2 separate regions of the Homo sapiens genome follow, and region 1 is linked to region 2. Evidence: chromatin loops called from intact Hi-C (ENCODE). Cell type or tissue: lower leg skin. All regions are shown on one strand.

What was found. A loop is a pair of places that touch in the nucleus more often than their neighbours do. Peaks named below come from ENCODE experiments on the same cell type or tissue, not always from the same donor. Only the 100,000 strongest peaks of a DNase experiment are listed, where the experiment ranks them.
Region 1: a loop joins it to region 2, with 4 times the contacts of the local background. A loop is called at or near these places in 43 of 110 quality-filtered maps.

What each region holds. Positions count from the first base shown.
Region 1 is chr12:117,586,550-117,589,049 of GRCh38, reverse strand. The region is part of intron 5 of KSR2 (kinase suppressor of ras 2); the gene reads left to right. Among named protein-coding and RNA genes, the nearest start is that of NOS1, 230 kb to the right of the region's middle. In lower leg skin, a CTCF peak has its summit at 1,168 (motif pointing right); no DNase peak of the experiment used is centred here.
Region 2 is chr12:117,235,463-117,237,962 of GRCh38, reverse strand. The region is part of intron 20 of NOS1 (nitric oxide synthase 1); the gene reads left to right. Among named protein-coding and RNA genes, the nearest start is that of FBXO21, 46 kb to the right of the region's middle. RefSeq lists enhancers at 573-1,077, 1,078-1,582. In lower leg skin, no CTCF peak of the experiment used is centred here; a DNase peak (open chromatin) is centred at 1,302.

The DNA of each region.
Region 1 (2,500 bases), 350 kb before region 2:
CTTTAGCTATATGACTTTGAACAATTTAGTTATCCTTACTTTCCTTATCTGTAAACTATGGATACAAACTCATAAGATTGTGTGGATTAAATGAAGACATAGCTGCAAGATACATACGGTAAATATGTCTGAGCATTGCTCTCATGCTCAGAATACTCTGTGTGCATTATCCCACTTAGTCTTCAAACAACACAATGAGGTACAGTGGGCACTGATATTTACTCACAGTTTTTGCCTGAGAACACTGAAGCTCATGGGGTTGTCACTTGCCCAAAGACACACAGCAGGTCACATCCCACATCTACCTCAATTTGCCATCTGTGAAACAGTTATAATGTGTACTTTCTTCCCTACCACACAGAGTATTTTGAGGATAAATAAGTTCAGATTTGCTCTGAGTCTGATAAAGTTATCTCTACGATCTCTCAGGGCCATGTAAGTTTCTCATTAATCGGAAAAACACCAGGTTCAGCCAGGACTTGACTATCGGTCCATTCATTTGTTCATTCATTCATTTGTCCATTAAACACACATTTAATATTCTTAGAGCAGATCCTGAGCTCAACACTTGGGGATACAGTGACAGATGAGACCCAGGCCCAAACCCCAAAAGCTCCCAGCCTAGTATCGTTTGTCCCCATAGCAGATAAATCGCAAAGAATAATTTTTTAAAACTGGCTTTGCCTTCTTCCCATGGCTACCTTTTTATCCTCCCCTGCTTGGGTTTGGGAATGCAAATCCCATGAAAATTTCTTCAGGAACTGTCCTCTAAGATCAGTCTATGCCACAGCAGATATTCCAGTGCTACAAGTTGGTAGGTTTGGGACAAAACCCTTCTTTATGGCCAAGGAAGTAAAAATACTCTGTTGGCTTCTGAAAAATAATACAGGCTGTGGGGCCAATGAGTACACCCCCTTTGCTTTTCCCAGGGACATGGAGGAGTGATGGGATGTGGATTTTTTATGAGGGGCTGTGGGTGGGATCATGATAGCTCCGGTGGGAAAGGCCTGTGCTGGGAGAATGACCTTGGGAAGGAATGGTCTTGTCAGGGTTAGAGCTGTAGCATTGGACCTGGGTAGGGGTTGGGGTGATGGAGCATTGATGCAGGGATAGGGAGGCGGGGAGGCCCTCCCTGTTTTTTCCAGTTACAGCCTGGCAGGCTATTTTCCCCTCGACCGCCAGAGGGAGCTCTTAAATGCATACTGCCCAGCACAGCGTCCTGCTGCTTCCATTCTAACGCACATCGGGGCTCCCATTGCCTTAAAACAACCCCAACGTTGGTACGGTTTCATTTTCCTCATGGACTCTTATTTCTTGGCTCATTTACTTTCTGATTTCCCCCTGTAGACTCTAAACTCGGGAAACATGGTTATCTCGTTCACCGTATCCCCTTGAAACCATGCCTGGAACAAGATAGGTGCTGTGTCAGTTTCCCATGGCTGCTGTGACAAACGGCCACCAACTCAGCGGCTGAAAACAACACAGATTTATTATCTTACAGTTCTGGAGGTCAGAAGTCCGAAATGGATGCCAATGGGATTAAGATCAGGGTGTCGGCAGAGCTGGTTCCTTCTGGAAGCTCTAGGGGAGAATCCATTCTCGCCTTTTCTAGTTATGTGCCTTGGCTGCTGTCCCCCCTCCTCCTTCAAAACCAGCAGTTGCATCCCTCTGACCTCGGCTTTCATTGTCATGTCCACTTCTCTGACCTCTGACTCTCACCCTCCTCCCTCCATCTTATAAGGGCCCTATGGTGACATTAGTTCCACCCGCGTAATCCAGGGTAACTTCTCCATCTCAAGATCCTTAACTTGATCACGTCTTCAGCATCTCTTTTTGCCAGATAAGATAACATACTCCCAGGTTCCAGGGATCAGGACGTGGGCATCTTTTGGGTGGGAGAGGAGCATTATGCTATTACATCACTTCCCAGGCCTCCTTGGTCCTTCCCAGACAGAGGTAGGTAGGAGGCCTTGGCAGTATAGGATGGGTTGAGCAGGGTGTTGGAGGGAACTCTGGACTAAAAGCATCCAGTTTGTTTCTGTCTGCAGTTTAAATCCCAACTCAGTCACTTATCAGCTCTAGACAATTGCATATTGCTTCTAAGCCTCAATATTCCCATCTGTGAAAGGGAGATGAAATTCACTTCCATTAATTGAGCCACAGCTCAATTAAAAATCCCTGTTCTGGCATTTACTTGCATTTACCTTGGGCAGTCGGGATAACTTTTTAATTTCCTTGTTGAAATGGCACTAATGATCATGGCTGATACGCTATGTGTGTGTATACTCTGTAGTGTTTGTATTAATGGGATAATATATGTCAAGGGTCTGTCTGTTTGACAGTAGTGCTTGGCACACGGTAACACAGCAGACAGCAGATTTACTATATTTTTCTTTCTTTCTTTCTTTCTTTCTTTCTTTTTCTTTCTTTTTTCTTTTCTTTCTTTCTTCTTCTTTTTTTTTTTTTCGGAGTTTGGCTCTTGTTGCCCAGGCTGGAGTGC
Region 2 (2,500 bases):
TCGCCAGAGAAGTCTCCCTGACCGTCCTGTCTGACATAGCCTGCTCCCCTCAACCCATCACCACCCACTCGTCCACATCACCAACCCCACCTGAGATCCTTTAAGTGACTTCTCAATGAGAATAGGGCACTTTGCTGTCCTTCCCCTCTCTCACCAGTGCCTAGAACAGTGCCTGACACATGATGTACAGGTGTGGAATGAATGAACCTTGTTACCTTGAGCAGTTCACAGGTGACAATATTTACTCTTTTCACTGAAGAATGCACATTTTCTGTTTTTTTTTTTCCATTTAATGCTGGACATTAGCAAATTATTCTTTCATCTGCAAACCTATCATTGAGCCACCGCCAAGCATGTGTGTATATGTGATGCTTCTGGATGTGGCTAGACATAAGTCACACAGAGGGGACACTCGGGGGGAGAAGGGAATAGGGCCCAAATGGCTGCTGCTGTTCCATTGCCTCTTCCCCTTCTCCCTGTACTTCTCATATGGCCCATATGTGTCCCAAGCTTGAAGAAAAAATAAAAAATAGGCCAGGCGTGGTGGCTCACACCTGTAATCCTAGCACTTTGGGAGGTTGAGGCGGTGGATCATCTGAAATCAGGAATTTGAGACCAGCCTGGCCATCATGGTTAAACCCTGTCTCTGCTAAAAGTACAAAAACTAGCCGGGCATGGTGGCGGGCTACTGTAATCCCAGCTACTCGGGAGGCTGAGGCAGGAGAATCTCTTGAACCCAGGAGGTGGACTGCACTCCAGCCTGGGCAACAGAGAGAGACTCCATCTCAAAAAAAAATAAAAATAATAATGAAATGCTAAAAATTCTCTACTTACAAAGCTCAGCAGAACTGAGATTTAAGACAATTGGTTTCTGAGCCAGTGCTATCGCCCAGAGGGTCGGCTTCCCAGCAAAGCATCAAAGACCAGTCCACCAAGGTGCCCTGGGGCCCCACAGCCATTCTGCCAGGGTTCTCAGCAAGCGGCATGCAGAGTCAGTCCCCTTGGTTAAACTCCCAGCAGGGCCAGAGCCTGGGCCCACCTTGCATTCTAGCCCACCTGCCAGCCACGTTCCCATGCCTGCTCCTTGTCTGCACGGCCACCCTCTGCCTCGTTCAAGAGGACTTTGGGGGAGGTGGCTGTGCTCGTGAGCTAGCTCAGCAAGTTTGGGTCCTCTGCATTTCTATTTTGTACAAATCGTGATGATCTGGGAAGAAAGCGGGAATTGATTTGCGGGCCTTTCAAAGGCTTCCTTTGGGTAGACTTAGGAGGCTCCCAAATTAGAAACCCCACAGCGCCCCCTGCTGGCCCCGGCTTCTGCGAGTTCCTTCTTGCAGCTCTCTGGAGGTGTTGTCTTTTTGCTCCCCAGGAACCAAAGACTGGTGTGAGCTCTGAGAAGGCTCAGTCGTGCAAGTTCCCAGACAGGGCAAGGTCTGCCCATGGAGGGCCAGTGGGACTCCAGACTCTAATACTGCCATTCACAATTATGGTCGCTAAGTTCCCCACTATGCTAAGGGCGGGGATGCCTTGCTTCAAGAAAATACTTGACACCCTTTCCTCCCCCAAAATAATGTGCCCGCTCAACTCTTTTTAATAATGGTGGCTATTTGTAGCACAAAAGGTTCTCGGTTGAGCCAAAAAGTCCTTTAAATAGCGAGTCCCATTGGGCTATTCAAGTGTTGATTTACATACCATAGAGAATATAGAAACTTCATGTTGAATATCAAGCGTCTCTAGCCACTGAAAATTAATTGGCAATGAAGAAAAAGCAGATCTGAAAAAGCAATCGTAGCTCAAAGGGTGCAAAGGATTTGATTTCTCAAAGTGTAATCGATCCTCGAGTTTGCAGGTGTTGGGTGAAATGCAGTATATCTGTACTGAAATACAGATATGGGGTTTGTTTGTTTTTTGGGTTGGGGTGGGAGGATGTAGTTTCGCTCTGTTGCCCAGGCTGGAATGCAGTGGTGCAGTTTCTGCTCATTGCAACCTCCACCTCCTGGGTTCAAGCGATTCTCCCGCCTCAGCCTCCCAAGTAGCTGGGATTACAGGCACATGCCACAATGCCCAGCTAATTTTTGTGTTTTTAGTAGAGACGGGGTTTTGTCATGTTGGCCAGGCTGGTCTCAAACTCCTGACCTCAGGTGATCTGTGTACCTCCACCTCCCAAAGTGCTGGGATTACAGGCGTGAGCCACCGTGCCCAGCCTGTACTGAAACTTTTTAAAGGACCAGAATAATCACATTCTGAGAGTTTATTATTGAAAGCTGTTGGATTAGCACAGGCCTCTTGAACTTGAAACACAAAAATCAATGCAGAAAGGTTATAACCCGGTGGCATCAATGAGTTTCCTTCTGTGTTTTCTTTTTAGATCTCTCAATTTTGTAATATTGATGAATTTATGCATAGGAGGAACCCAAGCTTAAAGCCAAGTCTTTTTTCCTTTACCATAACAATACGAGGAACCCTGGTTGCCAAAGGGGGTGGGGCTTGGAATTCCTAGGAG